Linked DNA regions of Homo sapiens: region 1 is linked to region 2. The links are chromatin contacts, found by Hi-C or POLR2A ChIA-PET in ENCODE. All regions are on one chromosome and are shown on one strand. Each heading gives the region's core, a stretch centred on a gene start or an enhancer-like site at or near the end of the contact. The rest is flanking DNA. Distances are from core to core; before and after follow the strand shown.

Region 1 (5,655 bases), core at 114-2,613, 210 kb before region 2:
TTTTCTCCCCATCCTATTCCCCTCAGTCACTCTCTATCCCCACTCTCTCATTTTGTTTTATTTATGACAATTGTTAAAGGAATTATTTAGTTGAACAATGTATTGTGTTTTCCCTTTCAAAGCATGTCCATTTGTTGAGAGCAGGGATCTTGGCTCGATTGTACACTGCCACATCCATATTGACTAAAACTGTGCTTGACATATGGTAGGTACTCAATAGTTGTTTGCTAAGTGAATAAGTAATTTAGAATAAAGTTCGTTGTGCTCATAGTTAGAATAATCATAAATAAGAGCTAACATTTATTGACTTTTACAGTGTGCTAGACACAGTGCTGCATGCTTTAAGCACACTGTTTTATTTAATTTTTTTTTTTTTTTTTGAGACCGAGTCTCACTCTGTTGCCCAGGTTGGAGTGCAGTGGCGTGATCTCAGCTCACTGCAACCTCCGCCTCCTGGATTCAAGCAATTCCCCTGAGTAGCTGGGATTACAGGTGCGCAATACCACACTCGGCTAATTTTTGTATTTTTAGTAGAGACGGGGTTTCACCACGTTGGCCAGGCTGGTCTCAAACTCCTGACCTCAGGTGATCTGCCTGCCTTGGCCTCCCAAAGTACTGGGATTGCAGGGGTGAGCCACTGCACCCGGCCTTGTCTTATCTAATTTTAATGACTTATTAACATTTTAAAAAGCAGGCAGCTTAGAAGTTGTGGCATTCTGTGCCTCCTCTTAAAACTGAGGAGACTCACTGAAACATGGACTTGACTTTAGGAACATTTCCTAGACGAAAGCACTGGGTGGCCTTCTTCACAAATTGGTCCACACTGGCTGAGCTTCTCTAGGGTCCAAGCTGAACTGGTCAGACCAAGGAGATCGGTACACCCCATACTATGTTTTGGGCCCCATGCCAACTTTCCTTTGAGTACATGAAAAGGGACAACCAGACTTAGAGGGACAGATTGAAATGAAAGATCCTGATGTACTTTCCAGAGTGACAACAGAAAAATATTAACTCTTGCCCATTACCCCTTATACGACCTGTAAAAACCATTTGTAACAGAAAATAACTGTGCACAGAGGAACGTGATGCCAACCAGAGGACGATCCTTGGTATTCTCATTTTTCTCCAAAGAAACAAAGCAAATAGACCAATTTTGGCCTCAATCATCAAATACATTTTGTGATGCCTACAGAGAGCAAATTGCCCTCACAGCAGCAACTCAGTGCTTTCGTTCATTTGTGGTTTTTTTCCAATTTAAAATTTTCCCAAGTGCTCAGTCTCCAGCCTACTCTCCATCCTGGTTTCCACCAGCTCCACACACTCATACTCAACAGTTGCAGCCGGGTGACTCAGTAGGACTGGGCCCACCAACCGATCAGGAAGTCAGCCAGCAAGGCACGTCTATAACAAGAAGCAGGAGGATGGGGAAGAACAACTTGAGTGAATGCATTTCATTCCAGAGAAGAGCTTTTTAAAAAGCTGTTTAACATTCAAGGTTCTATTATTATTTTTGGCAGCATGTTGAGTCCCTGTCTCTTTTTTTGGCTACTTTTCTAGTACTTTATGTATCTAAGATTTGCAACCGATTTCAGTAACACTGGGAAACATTTTTCAGTGTAATTATAGGAGTTACTTAAATGCTATTTAAATGTTATTTTATATACTCATCAGACAATAAGCATAACATTAAAATGACTATATATAATGACCTATAAAATAATTTATGCTTATACATCATAGACATAGAAATTGCCTTAAGCATTAGACTTTGTAGAATTGTATAATTAAAAAAATTAAATTTAATAACAATTGCCCATAGATCTCAAGTTAATTACCCAATGCAAAAAATAGATGGATAAATAAGACTATAGGTGGTCCGTTCCATCACACAGTCAGTGATGAGGCCTGGTATGTTTATCTGAATCAACTTTTTATTATGGAACATTCTAAATGTACATAAATTTAAAGATTATGTACCCCCCCCCCATCGTCCAGTTTCAACAATTATCCATGTATTGACCCTGTGGACTGATGGTGAGAGGAGGGAATTATGGCATGGGACTCATAACTGCTGGAAGGCAAAACAATTGTCTGTCATGGCAGGGGTGATTCTGTAACTGGTTACCCACATTAACCATTTGAAACTGTAGGTAAAGTAGGTAGTTCACAGGCTTAACCCCAACTTCTGCTTTAATACATCTGGCAAAAATATATTCTAATACATAAGTATTCATGATCTACCATGAGCCCATGATTGTCCTAGATATTGTGATGGATATATAGCAGTTGTTAAAGTATTGGAATGGTGGATAGTTTCCATTTTCCCTTCCAGATATAGTCTCCCTATTACCTCACCCTGACCTGCATCCTGGGATGCTGAGCTGCACTATGCCAAAATCCCCTGCCTCTGTAGGGGTGAGCCAAGGGATGGCACAGAAAGGCCCCCCCTCAGGAAAGATGGAGAATAGAAAGCTAAGCAGAGAGGGTGCTCATATAGGATGTGACGCAGTGCTACAGGGCACTGACTATCCAGCCAAGGAGTGTTAGTCAATTCAAAAAGCAATAGAATACTCAATATCACTCATCATTAGGGCAATGCAAATCAAAAACCACAATGAGACCACTTCACACCCACTAGAATGGCTATTATTGAAAAAATAGAAAATAATAGTGTTGGCAAGGAAATGGAGAAACTGGAACTCTTGTGCATGGCTGTGGAAATGTAAAATGGTACAGCCACTGTGGAAAAGAGTATGGCAGGCAGTTCCTCAAAAAAAAATTAAGCATAAAATTACCGTATAAGCCAGCCACTTCACTACTGGCTACATAACAAAGAGAACTGAAAGCAAGATCTCAAACAGATATTTGTATACCAATGTTCATAGCAGTATTATTCATAATAGCTAAAAGGCACAGCAACCCAAAAGTCCATCAACAAATAAATAGATTAACAAACTATGGTATACACAGACAGTGGAATATTATTCAGCCTTAAAAGGGGATGAAATTCTGACACATGCTACAACTTGGATGAACCTTGAAGACATTATGCTAATGAGATAAGCTGATCACAAGAAGACAAATACGATACAATTCTACTTTCATGAGACACCTAGACATATTACAGAGAGAGAAAGTAGATCATAGGCTATCAGGGGCTTGGGGGAAGAGGGAAATGGAGAGTTGGGGTTTGTGCCCTAATTCAATTAATGCCACTGAACTGTACACCTAAAAATGGTATACATTGTAAATTTTATGTTATGTGTATTTGACCACAATAACACAAAAAGCAATAGGTAGACTTTGCACCCACAAGCAAAGCCTTGAAAATTTGACTGGAGAAGTAGTGTAACAGCAGTACACAGGATTCAACTCTGCTTCCTGCCCACCCGCTACCACCGACCCAGTAAAAATATTTTCTTTGTTACAAAATCAGTCTTTTTAAAAAATTAGAACCTTTGTGTATGTAGACATAGTTCAAAAAGGAAGGCAACATCCAGGAAGCTGACAACAGGGTCGTCTTTTCTGCAGGGAGTTAGGGCAGCCCCAAAAAGAGGCAGAGAAGGAAGGGCAGGGAATTGCAGGGCTGTGATCAGACTGTCCCCAGATCTTTTCAAGGCGTGGTGGGGGGCAGTCTAATTTTTACCATCCTGGATACCTCTGCATTTAATTGTGAACTATGGGTTATTTATAGGGTTCGAACTATCAATATTAGTCATAACACTGGTTGCTGTAGGCAAAATTTGCATCAAGAAGAAGGCTTGATAACCAAATCGCACAAAAAATCTGCAAGTTATCTCTTCAATAACAACCTGCTACAAGGGTGAGGCCTTAAGAATGATATTTTTGAAAGGCACATACCACTTAAAATGCCAAAATAGCAGATATTTTCTCCATACCCATGGGATAAATGTCAAGTTAATCTAATAAGAAGTCTGACTCTGAATACTGAAAAGGGAACTAGATCTGAAATTACAAGACCTGAGTTTGAATCCCAGATCCTCAGAAAACTAATATGCAAATATACATTGTCATTATTACTATTACAAATCACTTGCACATCTCAGTTATTCTTTATATTTATTATTCCCATGTGGAGAAACTGGAGCTGAGAGAGATTAACTAACAGGAGGAGTAGTTATCAATTGGAAGACCGATCTTGAACCAAAGCTACCTTCTCTAACTCCAGAGCTCTTGGGTTCCATCAGAGCTTCAAAAGGCAGGCAATTATATACATACATTTTCTAGGAGACATGATCAGAGCATTCTGGTTCCTTGAGTTGTCTTTAGGATGGGAATGAGAGTGAAGTATTGTGCCAAGACATCAGTCCAACCACACTATTTATTTCTTACTTATATTTCTTGTTTACCTTATAATTTTTAAAGGTTTTCATGTCATGACCATTTCAATTCATTGATTCTCATAGAACGCTGGGAGGAAGGTAGAATAGATAGATTTAAACCCATTTTACAAATGCTTAAACTGAGATACAGAGAGACCCTGACTTGTCAAACGTCACACTGTTAATTTGCTTGTGGCTGAACTGAGGCTGTATCCCAAGATCCTTATATCTGGGCTGCTGATTTTCATGAGCACATAGAGGTAGCTCTATAGTGGGTTTTAGGTATAATTAGAACACTGACCTAGGCTGAGCACTACAAAAAATACAACCAGGCTGGGTGCAGTGGCTCACGCCTGTAATCCTAGCACTTTGGGAGGCTGAGGCAGGTGGATCACTTGAGGTTAGGAGTTTGAGACCAGCCTGGCCAACATGGTAAAACCTCGTCTCTACTAAAAATACAAAAATTAGCCAGGCATGGTGGTGGCACCTGTAATCTCAGCTACTTGAGAGGTTGAGGCAGGAGAATTGCTTGAACCCTGGAGATGGAAGTTGCAGTGAGCCAAGATCCCACCACTGCACTGCATTCCAGCCTGGGACAGAGCGAGACTCCATCAAAAAAAAAAAAAAATTTACAAAAAACAAAAAAAAGACCATTGCATGCTCATATTTCACATACACAAGTTGTAGTTGAAAACAACAATTTTTAAGGAAAAGTTTTTGGAGAAAAACTCAAAATTCTGCAAAGGGGGGAAAGACCATAGTTAACTGAATTTAAGAATAGTTCAGACATGCAGATTAAAACCTCACTGCTTTTGCTTCTACAGCCTTTCCTTTGCCAGCCTGCATTACTGTGAGTCAGTTACACTTAAAAGGGAAATCTCTTTTGAAAAGCAAACCCTCCCAAGAGATTAATATCTATTAGGTGTCAACGGCATGTCTTTTAACAGTTGATTCTAACTGCCTCTTTATTCCCACTTCCCAAACACAAATGTCTAATGCACACAGCTGAACCTTGTCTTCTAACTTTATTCAATCAACAAATATTTATTGAGCATTTAACACATGCATGCACTACCCTGGTCTCTTGGGATATGTCAGTGAACAAACAGATAAGAATCCCTGTCCTCTAGAAACTTACATTCTAGCAACTTAAAGGAAACTTACTATTCAGATATTAATGTCATTAAGCATGTTGATTTCTAAGGAAAGTCGAGTCCACTACAGTATTGTGATATAGTGCCGGTTTCTTTTTTTCTTTTTTTTTCTTTTGAGAGGGAGTCTTGCTCTGTCTCCCAGGCTGGAGTGCAGCGGC
Region 2 (5,012 bases), core at 2,268-4,767:
CACACTCTCGGGAGAGCATAGTGTAATGAAAGAACCAGGGCTGGGACTTAGGCCCTTCAGACATCATCTTGCTGAGGAGCCCTGGGTGGTTATTCTCTTTATTCATCTCAGCCTCAGTGCTGTCACCTCAAAAAAGATAATGTGCAACCTACCTTCTAGGGTGGATATGAGGGGCGCAGGCCATGTAGGTAAAGCCCTTAGTGTTAACAGGTGTGGAATGTTGGGTGGTGATTCCGTGATTATCATTAGCACTGGCACAGTTTGTGGTCAATAAAGGGTGGCTGTTTTGAGTATATTTAACTAGCGAGGCCGCTATCATTTTCCTCCCTTACTTTTTCTCCTTGCCCATTGAAGCCACTCTGGCTACCTGGTGCATGGCCAGATAGATATGGTTCAAAACAAATTTGGGGCTCCCTAGAAAATAAAGACAAAATAAAGTTTGAGTAGGAATAAAGGAACTTCAGCATCCTGGCACTTACATGGAAAACAACTTGATAGGAACATCTTAGGTGACTCAAGGCCAATGACATATGCTGGGTAGGGGTTGGGGTGTGGAGGACTGCCCAGACATTCACAGGAGTGTGATATTCATCAGCCTGGGGTGTGGAGGATGCCTTATGTGGTCATTTAATTATCTCACCAATCAGATTCCCAAGCTCTGTGAACAACTTTCCATTCTCCATGGCAGAGGGCACAGTTGTCATCCCTTAGTCACAGAAGTTCAGTAAATGGTTGCTGACCAAACCTTTCTCTGTGACCCAAAAACATGAGTCTTCCTTTCACCTGTGTGAGAAAGAAAGCAGCTGTGTGTTATTGAAAAGAACACTAATAACAGCTCTGGAACCAGAACACAGAGGCATGTCTCCTGTCAGCCACTGGTTGATATATTTGTCCTAGCAGTATTTTTAAATACAGGCAATACATTAAAGTAAATTTTCTTGTGTTGAAAATTGTCAGTAAATGTAAGATCCTGTGCCAGATTATTTCGAAAGAACCTCAATTGGCCAGGCGCAGTGGCTCACGCCTGTAATCCCAGCACTTTGGGAGGCCGAGGTGGGTGGATCATTTGAGGTCAGGAGTTTGGGACCAGCCTGACCAACATGGTAAAACCCCACCTCTGCTAAAAATAGAAAAAAATTACCCGGGCATGGTGGTGGGCTCCTGTAGTCCCAGCTATTCAGGAGGCTGAGACAGGAGAATTGCCTGAACCCAGTAAGTGGAAGCTGCAGTAAGCAGAGATCACACCACTGCACTCCATCCAGCCTGGGCGACAGAGCAAGACTCTATCTCAAAAATAAACAAACAAACAAACAAAAAGCCTTAATTGTGCTTACTTATGTTTACTTTAAATTAGTTTTGTAGAATATCTTCTTATCTTTAATATAACCTAGCTATCTTGCCAATCCTTAGTCTTAACAGAGGCAGTTGACTATTCATTGCTAAACTTGGAAGAAAATAAGTCTGTCTAGAATTCCTAGAATTTCTGTTAACCAACTGATATGGTTTGGCTGTGTCCTCACCCAAATCTCATCTTGAATTGTAGCTCCTACAATTCCTGCATGTCATGGGAGGGACCTGGTGGGAGGGAATTGAATCATGGGGCAAGTCTTTCCCCTGCAGTTCTCATGATAGTGAATAAGTCTCATGAGATCTGATGGTTTTATAAAGGGGAGTTCCCCCGCACACGCTGTTTTGCCTTTGACACGCACACACCATGTAAGACATGCCTTTGCTCTTTCATCCCCTACTGTGATTGTGAGGCCTCCTGAGCCATGTGGAACTGTGAGTCCTTTAAACGTCTTTCCTTTATAGATTACCCAGTCTCTGGTACGTCTTTATTAGCAGCATGAGAACGTACTAATACATGAAAAAAAAGTAAATACAATGTTATTTTTCTGAAATTTAATGCTAATATTAACATTGGGAATGATGATGTATTTCAGGTTTTGAAAAAAGTTCATAATACAGAACCTTTTGGTGCTTGAGAGGTAAAAACATTACAATGTCCTAAGTTGATTCAGTTGTTAGAATGACTATTAGTTTGCTTGTAATAACCATATCTCAGGCTTCTAATTTAGGATATTATGTTTAAATTAATTTTCTTTGTTTCCTGAAAGTTAAGAACGTTTAATGGACAAACACTAAGGAACACAGCTTGTATGTTTAGAACACGTGTGTGATGTTAATCAGACAACCATGCAGCAACTCCGAGAGGTCCGAGTTGGACCGAGTGAATCTTAGAGCTGGATATTAATTTTTGTTGGTAGATGCTGGCAGATTGGTGCTGAAGGCTTCGTGCCCATGACAATTCCCACATTCTAATCTGTACAGTTAAATAAAATGATAATTGTATTGATTATTGAGAAATTTTTCATCCCAGCTCCTTGTGAGAGCAACTGCTCTTACTAAACAATGAGCTCTACAACTTTAGGAGGAGTCTTTGGAGAAAAAAAGAAAAAACAGTGTGATATATGGTGTGACCACTGATTATCAGAATATCCTTCGTTCCTTTTAACTAGAGTATGCCCCCACCATTCACCAAGGGGCATCTCTCTAAGGTCATCAAACCAGGGACTGTCCACATAACAAATCCAGTGCTCTTTGAGTCCTGAGCCCGATAAAGCCTCTTCAAGCAGCATTTAACACTCATTTCCAATCCTTTTCTTTCTTGTTGGTTATTACATTTGTGTCCCGTTTGTTTGTTTACAGAAAGGAGGCTATTGACTGTACATTCGTTTCTCTTTATTCTGTTTCTCTCCTCCTTCTCTTTCCCCTTCCTTAACTCATCTTTCCCTTACCATCGCCCAAACATGAATATCCCACTCCCTTAGACTGCTGCTTATTTTTCTGAGAAATCATGTTGGCCATAGCCATCCTCTTTAGGTACTGGCTCCCACAATCATAACTGTAACCCTCTTTGGCAAGCTCTGGTTTTTGATATTTTTTCCTAATAGCTTTCCTTAGAGTAACCTGGGGAACCCAAGCTCAGCAAGTTTAAAAGCAAACTCACCTCCCTCCCCTTATCCTTCCCTTATCCAGTCTGAGTTCCCTGATGAAGCAAGCTTAACTCATATCTCTCTTGTCACTTCTGGTCTTGAAAATCTCCCTTCACTTCCCTTTTCCTGTGGAATAAGCCCCAGGCTCCTTAGTTTAGCATTCAAAGATCCTTCAGGAATTTCCTCCAACCTATTTCTTTAGCTTTACTTTTCAATTATACTATGTGATCTCTTCTATTACTACTACACAACTGTGCTGTAGACCAAGACTTACCAACTTGCATGTCCACAGGCAGTAAAAGTGAGTGAGTGAAGACTGCCAGAGCAGAAGGGTGATGAACTGGAGAGTGCCTCCTGCATAAAGTAGGCAAGTTGGCTCTAAACATGGTTGCCATAGGAGATGTGGCCCTGGTGTTGCCAGATCTTCTGACTTTTAAATTTTGTCAACTCACAGAAAGCATCTCTAGGGACTAAACAAGACCTGCAAGTCACAAGACCACAGGTTTGTGACTCAGCCACAGACCCACCCACATCCGTTGCTTTGCTCACATTTGCTTCTCCTTTTCCTCCTCCAATTCTTCTTGGAAATTCATAGTTCTCAAGTTTTTGTTGGCGGATTGGTAGCACTTGGAGAATTGGGACAAGGTTGAAATAATTTTATTTTATAAAAATAAATAATAGGTAGTATTTATCTAGAGTGCCTAGGGTATACCAGGCTCTCTGCCAGTTGCTTTAGATACACTGTCTTATTTAATCTTCACTGTAACTCTGCTAGGTATAGATATGATAGCCACTTTACAGGTGACTTAACTAAGGCCTAGAGAGATTAAGGACTATGCATTAGGCTACCCCGTTAGATTTCCAGCTGTCTGTTTCCATAGTATTCTTTATACTGTTTTCTGAGCTTCCCAGCATACTTGGCAGACGCATGCATATGCCATGAATGGGCTGCAATTGTACCTAGACACTGAGAGCAGCTGATTGGGATGTAACAACAGGAGCTATGAGGCCGCTCACCGCTCTTAGTCCCAGGGTGACCTGCACCCTTTCTCTGAGTGCCGCAGCCTGGAGAAGGTAGACAAGCCCCCTGTTTATTACTCTATGCCCCTCCAAGTAACATTTTTAAAAGGCAGTGTATAGAATTAAGCATAGCTAAGAACGGAATACCTGTTGTATTCAAATCATTCTTTCTTGAAGACGGAATGACAGGATTCTAAAACTGAATTTTACAAGTTAAAATAAAAACAGATTTGATTATTTGAAGAGTGTCCCCAAGCCCTGTCTGTAGTAAGTTCCTGTCATTTAAAGGGGTGACTTTTAAGATTTGATATATAAACAGCGTTAAATAAGTAAGCACTTTTTTTCTGCCACAAATACCTAAAAATAAAGCTAGATCTCAAGATTTGGTTATGTTAGAATGGCTAAAGAAAACGCTATGGTGAGCCTGTAAGAATTGGCAGGGATTAAGTGAATTTAAGAGCTGTAGTAAAAAGCTGCGTTCGAGGTCGTTAATATCACTTTCAGAAATGTAAGATACACAGGGAAAGAAGCATTGCTTTTAATGGCATAGCACTTTAATCTATTATTCCAACCTGAACATGAAAAAAATTTTATTTGTGCTTAATCAAATTACATGGTACATTTTGGCACTGCTTCTCAAAAAATAATGGCAAGTTGTAACATTCCAGGACCAGAAATGGGCCCTTTCATGTTCAAAGCTTTTCTTGGCTTCTTAAAATAAAGGTTAAGTAGAATATATTTTAGAGTGCCTTAAATTCCATTACATCTGAAGTAGAAATACAGGTGAAACAAAACGGCTAATAGTACTTCAGGGAATATGAGTTAATACAGAAATGTTGAATATTCACATTACCATACTTGGATTAAATGGCTACTATAGGCAGTTGCCTGTCAAAATTCTTTTAATTTGCTTTCTTGGTAATTCACTTTAACAGCTGAGTGGTTTCATTATCGCAGTGCATTTTGCTTATGAGTGTTGAAAAAATAACCAAGGTA

What was found. A loop is a pair of places that touch in the nucleus more often than their neighbours do. ChIA-PET counts read pairs that join two places held with the same protein, here RNA polymerase II (POLR2A). Pooled maps may share reads with other maps.
Region 1: a loop to region 2 is called in a pooled map, with 6 times the contacts of the local background. The contact joins two enhancer-like sites. A Hi-C loop is called at or near these places in 4 of 50 pooled maps. POLR2A ChIA-PET finds 5 or more read pairs at or near these places in 3 of 52 experiments (OCI-LY7, PC-9 and activated naive CD4-positive, alpha-beta T cell).

The regions. Positions count from the first base shown.
Region 1 is chr7:22,383,564-22,389,218 of GRCh38, reverse strand. No RefSeq gene overlaps it. Among named protein-coding and RNA genes, the nearest start is that of RAPGEF5, 29 kb to the right of the region's middle. Within about 2 kb of position 1,363, at least 2 of the 41 ENCODE cell types and tissues checked have a DNase peak (open chromatin) inside an H3K27ac peak, as active enhancers do.
Region 2 is chr7:22,172,821-22,177,832 of GRCh38, reverse strand. All of the region lies in intron 11 of RAPGEF5 (Rap guanine nucleotide exchange factor 5), which reads left to right. Among named protein-coding and RNA genes, the nearest start is that of RAPGEF5, 180 kb to the left of the region's middle. Within about 2 kb of position 3,517, at least 2 of the 41 ENCODE cell types and tissues checked have a DNase peak (open chromatin) inside an H3K27ac peak, as active enhancers do.